Linked DNA regions of Mus musculus: region 1 is linked to region 2. A link is a loop called in an ENCODE intact Hi-C map of the cell type or tissue named here. Cell type or tissue: left cerebral cortex. All regions are shown on one strand.

Region 1 (8,000 bases), 180 kb after region 2:
TAAGGCACTGGAACCCCAAGAAGAGAGGTGTGGGCTTGGAAGAGCTAGAATCACAGGAGAAAGTCCCAGGGAGGCTGACCCCTCCCCCGCCGACCATGACTGTGACTGTGGGCAGTGTCTCCCCAGGGATCACCCACATGGTGATGATCTGGAAGAGCTCACAATTCTTGGACCAGGAGATGATCTGGGTCACCCCTGGCTACTCTAAGGCTTGACTCCTGTCCAGACTGCTTCCTGGCATAGACATGTTAGCCTAAGGGGTTCACTTTGCTGAGCCCCACTTTTGCTTCTGCCAAATGGGGATTATCAACTTATGTCCTGAAGCTGCTGGGAGGACGCCTGTATCAGTCATAAGACAGATGGCACGGACCAGACTGGAGAACTTGGAAAAAAGATGCATGCAGATGTGTCTAGTCCCTCCATTATTTTTGCTTTAAGTAGCAAACACAAAGGAGAAAGGCTGGCTTTCCAATAAATTGCTGGAGCAATCAGACATTCTTGACAAAAGAGGAAACCTGACCTAGACCTCTCACCTAAACAAAAGCCAAAACAATTAAGAACACTGAGTGCAGTGGCATCCACACAGGTGTTTTTGTGTGTGTGTGTGTGTGGGGGGGGTGGCTGAGGCAGGAGGAGCTCAATATAAAGCTATGCCTGGGATACAGATGGGCAACTTAATGAAACATTGTATCAAAATAAAAAGTTAAAAAAAAAGACCAGAGATGCAGCAGAGTGGAGCCCCTGTCTAGAATCCCCTAGTAAGGGCCTGGGGACGTGGCTCAGTGGTAGAGCCCCTGCCTAGAATTCCCTAGTAAGGGCCTGGGGACGTGGCTCAGTGGTAGAGCCCCTGTCTAGAATCCCCCAGTGAGGGCCTGGGGGCGTGGTTCAGTGGTAGAGCCCCTGCCTAGAATCCCCCAGTGAGGGCCTGGGGGCGTGGCTCAGTGGTAGAGCCCCTGCCTAGAGTCCCTCAGTGAGGACCTGGGGGCGTGGCTCAGTTTCCACTATGAAGGGGAGATGGGTAAGAAAATCAAGGACTTAAAATGCCTAACAGGAAAATGTTTGATTTATATTAGGAGAAAGAATGATAGTTTAGACATCAAAAAAATGTTTTGTTTTGAGAAAGACCCTATGAAGAAGATGAAAAGAAAAACCGAAGGCCGCTCATACAAAGAGTTCTCGAACACTGCAGAGCACTGAGTGAAGCAGAAAATGGGCAGAAGACAGACACATCACTGGAGAGGATACGTAGCTGGCAGATCAGCACACAAGATGCTCAGCAGCGTTGGCCGTCAGAGCAATGCAAATTACGGCGGCAATGAGACAGCACTATGCACCCATCAGAACAGTGAACATGAAAAAAGGAAAAAAAAAAAAAAACCAACCCAGTGGCAATGCCACATGGCAGTGAGACCGCGGAGAGACTGCAGTACGCATATGCCTCGGGTGGGAATGGGAAACGGACTTACCACATGGCAGGCCACTGTGCTGGGCACTGATCCCAGGCAAGTGGAAACTTATTTCTATGCGGAAATGTGTATGCTTGAACATACATGTTACATGTTCACAGCCGGAATATTTATAATGGCCCAAACCTAGAAACTCCCCAAGATTTTTTATTTGGGTAGATGGTTAACCGACTTTATCAACCAGCTGCACCTTCTCTTAAAAAACAAAAACAAAAAACAACAACCCAAGTCAAAACAATAACAAAACCCTTAAACTTCATTTTATGAATGAGTGTTTGCCTGCATGTATATATTTATACCACACATGTGCCTGGTGCCCGTGGAGGTCAGAGGAGGCATCAGGTTCCCTGGAACTGGAGTTACAGACATTTGTGAGCTGCTATGTGGGTGTCAGGAACGGAGCCTGGGTCCTTTGCAAGAGCAGCCAGTGCCTTCCTTAACCGTTCCCTTACTTTTTATTTTTGAGACATGGTCTCACTAAGTTGTCCAGGCTGGCCTTGGACTTACTCTGTATCCCAAGTTAGCTGTGACTTTTTGACCCTCTTGCTTTTGCCTCTTAGGGTTTTGTCTCGTCTCGTCTCGTCTCGTCTCGTCTCCTCTCCTCTCCTCTTCTCTTGTTTTTGCTGCCATTTGCAGTCTCAGTCCTTACAGAGGCCAAGGTGTTGTCCCAGCAAGCTACACATTCTAGAATCTTCTTTGCCTCTCTCACATCCTGCCATTTAGCTCATTCATGCTCCTTCGTCTCTGTTACAAACTTTCATCAATGCCTCCTGGTTCAAATGCCCTCTTCCGGGCATGGTCCTCCTGAGTGGGACCGTGCTCCCCTCCTCGCTGATGTGCTCCTCAGCCATGTGGCTTGTGGGATCTCTCTTCAGCACAAGCAAGGAGGAGCAACAGGAGCCCTGGCCACTGAGTAGGCCAGACATTCCTCTCAGAACTTTACACACCAGAAGCCCCTGGGATGTGTGCTAATGAGGGCTGCACAGCAGCCTCTAGAAGTTTTCAGAGGCTTCCTCTCCCCCTTGACTTTACAGAGGCTTAGCATCCAACATGGCGCAGAGTGGGGCTCTAAGGGCACTGCCTACCAGCAAGGACAGAAACCCAGGGTTAGGTCCAGGAGTGTGTACTTGGATCAGTCCTCCTTGTATAAGAACCTCAGGTTGGTTGGATTAGTCCCTGGGCTAGAAGCAAGTGGTTTGCCTTTTGTCAGCCCCAGTGCCCTGTGATGGAGACGTGGAACAGACCCACAAGCTGCCAATCTTGGAGCAAACTCATGCTCTCCTCACTTGTGCATATGGATATGTGCTATGCCTAAGTAGCTGGCTTCTCTCTATCATAGGTGGCATATCCCTGCAACTGACCTTTGTCTGTCTGTGTCCTCTATCTCCTCTTCCCCACCCTTTTTTTTTTAAATCTCTCTTAACTGGGCTAAGAGAATGGAGATTGTTTGTGGCCACAGTCACGTCAGGGACCACAGAGGGAGCTGAGGGGCAGAGCTTGGGTCAGGCTTCCAGGAGGAGCACAGCTCAGGTTAGGAGGCTGGCCTCTCCTTAGGGATTTCCAGTGAGGAAAAGGCTGGGGCATGCGAACAGACTACATAGAAACCTGAAAGGAGGTGGCTGGTGGGCTAGTATGTGGCATTTCCGGGCCCTTGGTCAGGGACAGCGAGAGGCAGATCTGAGGGCCAGCCGTGCCAGAGGAGACACGGGGTCACTGAGTCTGGGAGGCTGAGCGGACTGAGCACAGGGGTGAGAAGGATTCAAGATGAGAACAGGGACAGGGTGGGACTGCCACTGACACAGGGACTCAGGAGGACCTGGGATCACATTCATGGGGCCTTGAATGGCTACTGTCCAGTCTGGGTCTGCTCCAAAGGTGCCGGAGAGCCATGGAGATTTAGGGAAGATGGCTGATGCTGTCAGGTTGGAGTTGGCTCTAAGGGGGAGGGATGGAACTGGAAAGACCATGTGACCTGGATAATACTGATGGCCTGGTTTTAGTGTGTGGGAACTAGAGACAGATGAAGAGGAGGCTGGGGAGAGGATGGTTTTGCTCAAAAAGCAAACAAACAAACAAACAAACAAACAAAGAGCCAACGACAACTTCTGTCGGAGCAGCTTAGCTCTGATTTTTGTTCTTCTGTTTCTTTGTTCTAAATTTTAAGGAGACATTGCCAATACCCTGGTGGTCGTTTTCTGACCTTGGAGGGGGGAGGTCCATAAACCCCATGACATGGTGGATGAGATAGTGAGGTGCCTTTCCTAAGAAAAAAAACCTGCAGCAGCAATCACCAGATGACATCATTTCAAAAGCAAAGGGAAACTCTGACCTTTCAGGAGAAGGCTTGTATCTTGCGTAGGTGGCAGAGCCTGGGGTGGAGAAGCTCCCAGAAGGCTGTCGGTAGGGAGGGACTCTGTCGGCCCCTGCTGGTGATGCTGCAAAAGGTGTTTCTGGGAAACTGACAGGCCTGGAAAGACACAGGAGAGGGGACAGAGGCAGGGTAAGGAGGCATCCCTGAGGAGGAGGAGGAGGAGGTATACAACACACCTGCCCTTCAAGTCCAGCCAGGTTCTGGCGCCTACCCCCCCTTGGATCTACATGCAAGGAAGAGGGAAGACAGGAGAGTCCTGTCCCCTCCCTCTGTGCTCCTCACCCAGCTTTGCAGCTGGGACAGGGGCCCCTGGGGACAATTCTCTGTCCTTTCCAGGGAACAAAACTGTTCTTCTGCCCCTTCATCTAAGGAAAATTTAAATATATATATATTTTAATTAAAACCTTTTTAGATACATTTACTTTTATTTGTGTATGACCATTTTGCCTGCATGTATATATGTGTACCACATGGGTGCCCGATGCCTGCAGAGGGCATCAGGTCCCTTGGAACTGGAGTTGTAATGGGTGTGAGCCACCGTGTGGGTACTGGGAACTGAGCCCCGATTCTTGGCAAGAACAAGTGCTTTTTTTAAGCACAGAGTCATCTTTCCAGCTCCCTTACTTATTTCTGAGACTGAGTCTCACTATGTAGCTCTAGCTGGCTAGGAACCCACTACCTCGACAAGGCTGGCATTGAACTCACTGAGATCCGTAGCTTGGCTTTGTTACTCTGTGGGTTTCTCTTTCTTTCATGCTTTTCCATCCCTTTCTCCCACCCTTTCAACTCCTTAACACTAGATAAGAAAGAAAAAAGGATACAGAAGAAAGGAAAGAGGCCCCTTAGTAAAGCTGGGGGCAGAGAGGGGATGGCCCTTAGACTACTTCCTGCTGACTACAGCCAAGTTTGAACTTCACCATCAGGATATCTGATTTCTCCTTTTTGTTGTTTCTTCTTTGCACACAACTACTTAACAAACTGCAACCACCAACCACCTGGGGCCTATATACTTGGAGTTCCCAGAATTCCAAATATCACACAACTGCAGAAACTATCTGCTGCAGGCAAAAATCACACCCCTGCTAGAGCACGAGGCAAATCATAGTCAGTTACTGTCTGCAGCAGCCCCATATCCCACACCTGGGAATAAAATGAAAACATAGTTTTATAATAGTGTTTTTTAAAAAGAGACCAAAATTCCAAAATTCTTACAACAGAGATCCAGCTGTCTCTGCCTCCCAAGTGTTGGGATTAAAGGTGTGCACCGCCTTGCCTGACTGTATGTATGTATGTATGTATGTATGTATGTATGTATGTATGTGTGTGTATATATATATATATATATATATATATATATTTTTTTTTTTTTTTGGTAGAATGGGGGCAAGGCTGAGGGCCACATACCCAGCATGCTTCATCTCTTAATATATAATGTATCCAAGTGAGTATCTCAGCTGGGCCTGGTGGTCCAGGGCTGTAATGCAGGCCTCTGAGAGGTCTGGAGCAGGAGGTTTTTCAGTTTAAGGACAGACTGAATAACATAGGGAGGTCCTGTTCTAAAGAAAGGAGAGTGAGCTGAGGATGTACTCAATGGGAGAGCATTTGCCCAGCCAGCCAAAGGACAGAGGTTCAACCCTCAGTATCCATAGACACAAAACAGTATACACTAAATACCAGTATCCAAGTCCCTGAGTTGACTGCCAGCCCGAGAAGCTAGTCCTGCAGGTTCTATTGTTGGCCCTGGAAAAAACCCTTTTTCCAACCTCATATAGAGAACTTTCTGTCCCTGTCCTGGGACCCTTGGGCCAGCCCAGGAGTGGGGAGAGAAGGGAGGAATGAAGGGGAGAGCAGATGGAGACGGAGGGGTAAGAAAGGAAAATGGCCAGGCATGGCACACACCTTTAATCCCAGCACTCCGGAGGCAGAGTCAGGTCGATCTCTGAGTTCGAGGCCTGCCTGGTCTGCAGAGTGAGTTCCAGGACAGCCAGGGCTACACAGACAAGCTTTGTCTCAAAAATCCAAAAACGAGGGCTGGAGAGATGGCTCAGTGGTACTCTTTTAGAGTTCTTGGGTTCAATTCCCAGCACCCACATGGTGGCTCACAACCATCTGCAATAGGATCTGATGCCCTCTTCTGGTGTGTCTGAAGTCAGCAACAGTGTACTCACATATATAAAATAAATCTTAAAAAAAAATCCAAAAAAAGAAAAAAAAAAAAAGGAAAATGACTGAGGGAAGAAAAAGGGCAAGAGCAAGGGTTGGAGAGAGAGAGATAGAGAGAGAGAGAGAGAGAAGGGTGAGGGACACTGGACAGCAGTGGTGCCCTGGGCGTCCTTACCTCTTGCTGTGCAGTGGCTGAGACTCTCGGAAGGGCACCACGGGTGTCTGCTTCGGGAGTCGGCTCAGGGACTGGGCATGGCCGGGAGTGGCAGGGGTGGTCCATTTGGTGGCCGGCAGAGAGTTGTGGGAGGCGGGCCCACTCCACTGCCAGGGAGCATTGCTGCGGTAGGGGGGTCGGCCCCCAGGGGTGGTGGTTTCCGACTCCGTCTTGGGTTCCGAAGCATTCATATCATAGGTCTCTGGCCACCCCCTGGAAAAGCAAGTTTGTTACTTATAAGGTCTGGGCCCACCAGCACCCAGGCCTTCTTTCTGCTTGGGAGGGTCCGGCTGTCTGGGTAACAGTGGGCAATTCCAAACCATGGTGATTCATTTTAAAGCCAGAGTGGTACCTTTCAGGTCAGTAATAGCCATATGAAGCTTACATATGGCTATTACTGCTAGGCCTGAATCTCCTTTTTCCTCCAGGTCTTGGCTTCTCTTCGTCCCCTCCCTTTTCTCTGGCCCAGGCTTCTAATCAGCCAGTGTTTTAAATGGACCAGCCCCTCCTAATACCCCAAGCAGTACTTTGGGCCGGAAAAGCCAATGTCCTCAAAAATCCAAGGACAGTCTCTGCCTTGTTCCCTAGAATTTCAAATACTGCTGCAAGAGAAGCAGGTGACCTACTTTGCAAGGTGGTTTAAAAAAAAAAAAAAAAAGAAAGAAAGAAAAAAAAGAAAGAAAAGCACATGAAGCCCAGAACCCTGGAAATAGAAGCAGGCCCGTGTCTGGCTGGCACATGCACCATAGTACAGAGATCCAGCCTGGGGCATGGGCATCCAAGCTGGGCTGGCAGCTCTGCTACCTCTGTCACACAGTGTGTCACGCAGCATGGGAGGGAGCCTGAGCTTACAGAGGCTGAGCTCAGGAAAAAAAAATATCCACCTCTTAGATCGCAGGAGCTAAGCTCTGAGAGGCAGGTCCAGAGCGTCTCATCCCGATGTCCTTTGGCCTGAGACACTCAGACATGGCTGCTACAGAGCCGTGTCATGGGACCTGAGGACATGTTCGTGTCCCAGGCCCTACGCAGGGTACCTTTCTGCCTTTCTGTCCGTATGGCAGAGCTGATGTTCAGCGGTCCTTATGGTTGTTTGGGGGATCAGGAGCCCCCAGGCACCGGGTAGGGAACAGTAGGGACACAACCCTCTGACAGAGCCACCAGACAGGCCAGGCTGGCGGAGGTGGAGGAAGGCCACATATCCTGAGAACTGCTATGTGCTCTGAGCCAGGCAGATCTCACCCCTGGATGCTGGGCATGAGCATGTGATTCACACCCAACCAATCAGAAACGCCTCTCACCCTAGACAAAGTGACTAGTGCAGGATTGTCACAGGCTTTAAGCAGTTCCTATCAGAGCAGTGAGAGCAACCTGGGAGACACTTCTGAAATTATAGGGGTGGGGGTGGGGTTGGCTTACAAGCGTTTCTGCTAGGCTCCTCCCAGGGACCTAGTGGTGGCTTATGCCATCGCCTGCCACAGCCAGTTATGATGTAGGTGCAGCAGTGTATAAAAAGGACTGCCTGCCCCCCCTGCCCCCACCTCTCTCTGTTCCCACGTGTTCCTGATTGATCTCCCCCTCTCGGTCCTTCCTGTCCTCTTCTCTGCCTTCATAGCTCTGCTGCTGTCTGTCTGCCTCTCCTACATCTTTAGGCTCCCCTCTCCTCCCCTTCCCCCCAAATAAACCTCCTTTATACCAGGTCTGTCGCAAGGCTTGATTTCTCAGGGGAACACCTTGGCATGGGCCCCCCAGGCACCCCCTTACACGGTACACTGTTGTCACCGCATTT
Region 2 (8,000 bases):
TGGACCCCACATACCTGATGGTATCCAGCAGGATGTCAATGAAGAAGGTGTAGCTTTCGGCAGGGATGTTCCCCTTAGCCAGGAATACCTTGTTGTAGCTACCCTCCATGAGGTACTGCCAAAGCCAATGGAGAAGAGGAAGAGGATGGAGTGGCACAGGCTTTTCTTGCTCCCTTGGTGCCTCCCAATCCCTGCTCTACCATAACACCCTCGCTTCTCCACTTCCAAGAAGCACCACCTGGCTTACACACTCACCCTGGCAGCCTCCTCCAAACTGGCATCTAACCTCCAATTATAAGGGGAGAAGAAGGTATATTGACCCCAGCTCCCATTCCATATACATCAACTGCTGGCCCACGGGCCACTCGGCCGTCCTTCTCACAGCATAGTACTTTGCAGGCCTCAGCTCCCACGCCTCACCCCTGACTTACCGGCCTTCTTCCACTGTCTTCTTTGCTGTCTTTAAAATATGGCAGGAGGTTTGTGCCTCAGGACACAAACTGCCTCTGCCAGAGGACCTCTTAGCCCTTTCAGACCCTCTCTGACCGCTCCCAAGCCCAGGTCCTCGTAACAATGCCTCACATCCCACACAGGTACCTCATTCTTTTGGTACTTATCTGCCTCCACACTTCATGGATTCTAGATTAGGGGTTTCGTCTGTTTGATTTGCCTTAACATGAAAACCTTTCCTGGTGCCTGGCACATATATGTTTTGCTGGTTAAAAGAACTGGTGGCGCACACCTTTAATCCCAGCACTCGGGAGGCAGAGGCAGGTGGATTTCTGAGTTCGAGGCAACCCTGGTCTACAAAGTGAGTTCCAGGACAGTCAGGAGTACACAGAGAAACCCTGTCTCGAAAAACAAAAAACAAAACAAAACCAAAAACCAAAAACCAAAAAGAGTTGGTGGATTGAAAATGGCTGATCATTCTTCCAGGAAGCCCTCCCACAATCTAAACTGGTACCACCCACCTCACCCAGGATCTCCCTTCCCCTGCCCAGCCTTACTTGCTCGAGGGAAACAGGGTGTTTGATGTAGACATTGGTCTGGATGTCCTTGGCAGGTAATCGTTCTAATTCTGTGTGGAACTCAGCCACTCGGTTCTGAGATAGCAGGAAGAGGAGATTGAGGCCCAGGAGCTGGTGCATATAGGCTGACTCAGGAAGCTGTTCTCTGTGAGCCAAGGGAGCGGGAAGAAACCACAGTTAACAGGTACTGGGGAGCTAACCAAGTCCCTCATCCACCTTCCAGAATCCTTACAAGTACTTGCATGAGTTCAGACAAGTTAGGTACAGAGAGGCAAAAACGCCACGAGCCACATGGACCAAACATACATGGACTACAGTGATTCAGCCTATTTCCCATCTGCTAAGCAGTTGTCACTAGGTATCCACACCATAAAGGCATGTTCAGTAAAACATAAGTGAATTAAATGGTCTATCATACGTAAAGCCATAAGAATAGCATCCAGAGGCTAGATACTCAGTAAGCAGAATGTTTCCCTCAAAAAAACAAAACTTGGGCTGGTGAGATGGCTCAGTGGGTAAGAGCACCTGACTGCTCTTCCAAAGGTCCGGAGTTCAAATCCCAGCAACCACATGGTGGCTCACAACCATCTGTAACGAGATCTGACGCCCTCTTCTGGTGTGTCTGAAGACAGCTACAGTGTACTTACATATAATAAATAAATAAATCTTAAAAAAAAAAAAGAACAAAACTTTTGGTTCAATCCCCAGCATTTCATAAACAAGACATGGGGTACACACCTGTAATCCCAGTCACTTGGAGGTACAGGGAGGAGTATCCAAAGTTCAAGATCGGAAGGGCTACTGCACAACTGAGTTCTCAGCCAGCTTGGGGCACATAAGGCATAGCCTCAAAGAACAAGAGCTCAGGGGCAGCTGGGGGGTGGGGGGGCTGGACAGATGGCTCGGTGGTTAAGAGCACTGACTACTCTTCCAGAGGTCCTGAGTTCAATTCCCAGCAGCCACAGGGTGGCTCACAACCATCTGTAATGGGATCTGATGCCTCTGGTATGTCTGAAGACAGTGACAGTGTACTCACATACATAAAATAAATAAATCTTAAAAACAAAACAACAACAGCTGGGTATTGTGGCCCACGCGGTTAATCCCAGCACTGGAGGCAGAGAGTCAGGCGGATCTCCAGGCCAGCCAAAGCTACACCGAAACAAACAAAACAAACAAAAACACAAAAACCCCACAACAACAACAACAAAAAAACCAGCAGGGGGCAGCACTACATATAATCTCCAGGTGTAGACAGGTGGACCACCTTGAACCCAGTCTCAAACAAAATAAAACAACCAGCACTTTGTGAAGCAAAGCAGCATCCTATTGGCTGTTGTAGACATGCCAGCTAGAGGGAAAATGAAGGGGTAACTCAGAGCCACACTGGGTACAGGGGACATAGTGTGGGACTAGATAAGGGAAAACAGATTGGATGGAGGGGCTGAAGAGATGGCTCAGCAGTTAAGAGCACTAGATGCTTGAAGAGCTCTGCACTTTCAGAAGTCCTGAGTTCAATTCCCAGCACCCATGTAGCAGCTCACAACCATCTGTAATAGGATCCCACGCATTCCTCTGGTGTTCAGACATACAAGCAGACAGAGCACCCATATACATGGAAATACACAAATAAAATCAAACTGTTTAGAAACGTACAGAACCAGACTACATAAACCCAGTCTCAAGATCTCTAATCTTCTGGCCCTCCAGCTTCTGGGGACAGAGCTGAGAACGGCAATGGTTCTCAGGCGAAGAAGGCAACGGAGGACGCCAGATACACAAGGAACTACCCACTCCTGCTCCAGTCCCCTCCCTAGAGGGCCCAACCTCACTTGTAATCAAAGTAGTAGCATTTGAGTTGGGCCATGTAGCGCTCGAAGGAGGGAATGTCTTTGCACAGGATGCTCCACTGGGCCCCGATCTCCAGAATGTCACCTGTAGGTAAGGGGACAGGGGCTCTCAGGTGGTGGCTGGAATCCCTCCTGGGATCACCACCCCAGTCATTCCTACAATGACCCCAGGCCCATCACCCTCCACCAACCCTAGTGACACTCACGGGCCAGAATGAGTTGCTGTTTAGTCAGTTTGGTCCCCGTGGTTGGCAGGAAATTGAGCTCAAGCAGAACCAACTGAGGGGGAAGGAATGAGGACGAGATTTCAAATATAGATTACTTACGTTCTCTGGACTTTTATGTTCCTACTTGGAAAAGCTTGCATGCATCCTAACCCACACAACTGCCATGAATATTAGTGGAGTCAGACCTTGTAAAGCAAACACCAAAGGGCCCAAGAACACGGAGCGTACCAATTGGATTACCTCATCTTACAAATATTAGTAACTCCACTGAGAAACACGAGGCACTTGGTGCCTGACCCAGGGGGATCATGGGGTAGGGAGACGCCCATGACCTCAATTCTTCCTGTTGCTATATTTAGCTTGTTTTAGGTTTCTCTCTTGTTTAAGACAGCATCTCCCCAGGCAGGCCAATCTAGTCTAGAACTGGAGAGCCTGGTGTGAGCCTCTCGAGTGCTAGGATTACAAGTGTGGGACATCGTGTTCAGCCATTATATGCAGGTCTGGGAAGACCTCCACCACAGTGTGCCCGAGAAGGGGTAACAAGGAATGTGGGGCATTCCTTTTCCCTCCCCCCCCAGTCCATCCCAGACACCATTCCTTAGTAAACTTGGGAACCTAACACATATTTTGTTGTTGTTTACTTATTATTATTATATATATATTTTGAGACGAAGTCTATGTAGCCCAGCCTCCTCAAACTCGCTATTGAAGACCAGACTGGCCTTCTATCCGCCTGAGTGTGTTTACAACCGAAACGTGTGCTCTTCTAGGTTCGTTTTTGGCTTCAAACTGTTCCTGTTGCCCCTCTTCACACAGGTGTTTCCTAACCTCTGCTCCCTCACAGCTTACCTGGGCTTTATTTGCCACACATTCCCTCAACGTCCCGTCACCTCAGACTTATTCTTTTCACTATCTCCCCGTTTGTCACTGATCCCACTCCTTCCTGCCTCCCTCCAAGTAACAAAGCTCGAACCATCTCATTCGATTCTGCCAGAACCAATCTTTCCATCATCACTCCCTTAACGACACCTCAGGGCCCGCTCTACCAGCCTCGATCTCCCGTCTGTCACCTTCCCCCAGGCATTAGGCATCTAGGACCCGGCGACCTCTTACCTTCAGGCGGCCCAGTTCTTCTCCACATTTACTAAGGTTCGGGTTCTTCCGGTTCCACTCGTCCTTGAGTTGCTCGTACATGCCGGCCGCTGCCTGCAGGATCCCGACCGAGGTGGCCGCGGGTCCGGAGCTCGAGACGGTGGTCGACCCGTTCACCGTAGCCGCTGTGGCCGCCATCTTCCGTGATGCGGCAAGCCGCCGACCCGACTTACGGCAGCGACGCCGGGCAATGGACTCCCGGCGGAAATGAGGCCGGGAGGTGGAGCCCAAAACTGGAGGCGGAGCTACCACTGCCAGTTTCCGCCCCCCGCGGGAGGAGCGCCGCGGCTCTCCTCGGGGTGTCTTCGCAGCCCGACCCTTAATGAACATGCCGCAGCTCCGCCTCTGCTGTCATTCAAAATGGCGAACGGAAGTCCGTTCGCTCCAACTGAAAACAATGCCCACAATGTCCCGCCCACCTGTAGTCACCATGGCCACCCTCGCTGGCTTCGGCCTGTGGAATGTCCATCTTAAGGGTACCGCCTCTACGTCAAGGGGTGGCGATGTGGAGCCATTTGGAAAACTTGTCAGGTGTCACTACATAGGCAGGCTGAGAGAGGACTAGCAGGTGAGATTTAAGATTAGGCGTTCGTGTTTATCAGAGCATCATTCTTCCACGTTTTTTTCAGACTCTTTAAAAAGATTTATTTATTCATTTTATGTATATAAGTACACTGTGGCTGTCTTCAGACACCCCAGAAGAGGGTATTTGATCCCTTTATGGATGGTTGTGAGCCACCATGTGGTTGCTGGGAATTTTAGTCAGGGCTTCTGGAAGAGCAGTCAGTGCTCTTAACCACTGAGCCATTTCTCTTATTTTCTCTTATTCCATTTTTTTCTTATTTTTGAAATTAAAATAGAATTACAGACCGAGCTTTGTGGTTCACGCTTTTAATCCCAGCACTTGGGATGCAGAGGCAGGCGGATCTCTGAGTTCCAGGCCAGCCTGGCCTACAGGCATGCGTGTGTGTGTGTGTGTGTGTGTGTGTGTGTGTGCGTGCATGTGCCCATGTTGAGGTCAGAGGACAGCTTCACAGAGTCGGCTCTCTCTTTAGATCTCATGAGGCCTGGGGATCAAACCCAGGTTGTCAGGCTTGAGAGCTCCTTTATCTGCTGTGCCATCTTGAAAATAAAAGATTCTGACATCATTCTGACAGTTAACTACAGCTGTGCTGGTACAAACCAAGCGGACGTGAGCCTTTCTGAGGACTCGGGACTGATTCTGCAAGGAGGCTTTATTAGGGTCTGAATGAGACATGAGCATTCTAGCCAACCAGAAAGTCCTGGGGAGGTGGCAGGCTGCATTCCCATGAGGAGAGGCCTAAGGGTTCATGAGGAAGAGTACAGACCAGGGACTCAGGCCACCTTTGCTCTCTTAGCTTGAACATTGTCCTCTTTGGTACCTGGTCTGGAGGGACCCTCAAAACTTCCCTCTGAGCTGTGAGAATGGAGGGTGAAGCCCCCAGAAGAGGAGGAAGATGAATAGGTCTCTGGTGCCATCATGTTGTGAATCTTCCAGCGAAATGAGACCCAGGCCTTCACTATGTGAGGCCACACGAGGCAGAACAGGATGTAGAAGACAACCAGGGCTATAAAGAAGCTGGTAGACACCTGCAAGCCCAGTACAACAGTCACAAGGGGTCGGGGTTGGGGTTGGGGTATAGTAGTAGGTGAACCCCCTGCCCACCCAGTAAGGAAGCCTTTGGCTGCCACTCACCATAACAATGAAGGAGGACCGCTTGCTGCTGAGCGGTAGCCCATGGATGTGCACTATAAAGGTGAGCTTGTAGTCACAGTATGTGCTATTGTCTACACCTCTGGTGAGGGAATGGAGTCCAGGATTGAGTTAAATGTCAAGGGACAATCTCAGCACACTGCATCCCCACCCTCAACATACACCTAGGCTTTATGCCTGGCTTACCTATTGCTCACTAACAACTTGAAGAAGAACTCAGGTGGGTAGATGCTTTGGGGGATGATGTCATAGCAAGGGGAGTTCTCCAAGCACAGCCACCTACAAGTCCAAAAGTAGACAGCTGTAGCACCTACAGTCCAGGGGAAACACTAATTTCTCCAATCTGCCTGCTGCTTGGTGACTATGGTGCTTCAGACTGAACTTGGGGCCTCATGAGAGTTAGGCAAGCATTCTACTGCTGGGCCAAGACTCAACTCATTGCAGTACTGCAGGCAAGCACCCTCCAACAGAGCCACACCTCCAGTCTCTAGTCTCAGAGAGTAAGGCTGTCTGAGCACCAGCCATCAAGCAGTCTGGCTGCTCAGTTGCTACCTGCTGCCTCCACCTGCCAACTGATCTAGATGTTGGACTAAATACCTACTGTATGCCACCTTCATCCCACAAGTACAGTCTGGACACCAGCTAAGTACAGACTCACATCTTTTCTCACTAATTCCCTCTTGTCCATTATTCAATAAACCCAGATCGAACATGGTCTTGGGTGCAGTTGGTTAATTTGCCCATTTTGAAGTGTAAGTTTCTGGCTATATCGTATGATGCTGAAGCATTTGAGAACTCTTATTAAAAGTAGGTTTAAAAAAAAAATCTAAGCCTTGGGCTGTCGAGATGGCTCAGCGGGTAAGAGCATGACTACTCTACTGAAGGTTCTGAGTTCAAATCCAGCAACCATATGGTGGCTCACAACCATCTGCAATAAGATCTGACAACCTCGGCCGTGGTGGCCATCTTCTAGTAACTAGCCAACGTGATAAACACAAAGGGAAGGAGGAGAGGCATCTGGTATATGTTCTCTAAGGCTTTTAGGAAACATGGTGAGCCGGGCGTGGTGGTGCATGCCTTTAATCCCAGCACTTGGGAGGCAGAGGCAGGAGGATTTCTGAGTTCGAGGCCAGCCTGGTCTACAAAGTGAGTTCCAGGACAGCTTGGGCTACACAGAGAAACCCTGTCTCTAAAAACCAAAAAAAAAAAAAAAGAAAGAAAAAAAAAAGGGGGGGAACATTGTGTTGTTCCTTTGGCCACAGACATAGGAATCTACAAGAAGGGTGATATTGTAGACATCAAGGGAATGGGCACTGTTCAAAAAGGAATGCCCCGGGCTAGAGAGATGGCTCAGTGGTTAAGAGCACTGACTGCTCTTCCAGAGGTCCTGAGTTCAATTCCCAGCAACCATATGGTGACTCACAACCATCTGTAACTGATTTGATGCCCTCTTCTGGTGTGTCTGAAGACAGCTACAGTGTATTCATGTACATACAATAAATAAAATCTTAAATTAAAAAATCTAAGCCTAGAACTGGAGAGATGGTTCAGAAGTCAAGAGCACTGACTGCTTTTCCAGAGGTCCTGAATTCAATTTCCCAGCAAACACATGGTGGCTCACAACCATCTGTAATGGGATACGATCCCACCTCTGGTGTGTCTGAAGACACTGACAGTGTACCCACATACATGAAATAAATAAATCCTAAAAAAAAAAGAAAGAAATAAATAAAGAAAGAAAGAAACCTAAGCCTACACATTTGCTGCCTTATTTTTTTCTTTCATTGGTTAAAAATGGTTTTCAAACCCCTGCATACTAATTAGGTCCTCTATAGTTTCTTCATTTGTTAAAATCTCCACTTAGCTGTCAATGAACTCTGACCAGGCGTTAACTTGTTCCTTCTTCATTTTTAAAATGTTATTTTGTGTCTATTCAAATTGTGCATAGAGAGACAGGTCCTCCAGGAGACAGGGACAGGCTCTGAGAGGCCAGGACCAAAATGTGAGG

Evidence for each region. A loop is a pair of places that touch in the nucleus more often than their neighbours do. Peaks named below come from ENCODE experiments on the same cell type or tissue, not always from the same donor. Only the 100,000 strongest peaks of a DNase experiment are listed, where the experiment ranks them.
Region 1: a loop joins it to region 2, with 2.0 times the contacts of the local background. A loop is called at or near these places in 3 of 42 quality-filtered maps.

Annotation. Positions count from the first base shown.
Region 1 is chr7:29,360,376-29,368,375 of GRCm38, forward strand. It overlaps Sipa1l3 (signal-induced proliferation-associated 1 like 3), which reads right to left. Exons shown (of 23, transcript NM_001081028.1): 12 at 6,176-6,427; 13 at 3,796-3,933. Among named protein-coding and RNA genes, the nearest start is that of Dpf1, 56 kb to the left of the region's middle. In left cerebral cortex, CTCF peaks have their summits at 3,888 (motif pointing left) and 5,982 (motif pointing left); DNase peaks (open chromatin) are centred at 1,351, 3,877, 4,436, 6,996 and 1 more place; H3K27ac peaks cover 1,649 bases.
Region 2 is chr7:29,176,059-29,184,058 of GRCm38, forward strand. It overlaps Psmd8 (proteasome (prosome, macropain) 26S subunit, non-ATPase, 8), which reads right to left and starts at 4,615. Exons shown (of 7, transcript NM_026545.3): 1 at 4,219-4,615; 2 at 3,085-3,157; 3 at 2,861-2,963; 4 at 1,008-1,173; 5 at 15-115. The coding sequence starts at 4,587. Catsperg1 (cation channel sperm associated auxiliary subunit gamma 1) reads right to left here. Exons shown (of 28, transcript NM_001368407.1): 26 at 6,179-6,271; 27 at 5,975-6,074; 28 at 5,474-5,868. The coding sequence ends at 5,614. In left cerebral cortex, CTCF peaks have their summits at 1,532, 1,732, 2,267 (motif pointing right) and 4,757; a DNase peak (open chromatin) is centred at 4,591; H3K4me3 peaks cover 2,163 bases; H3K27ac peaks cover 1,118 bases.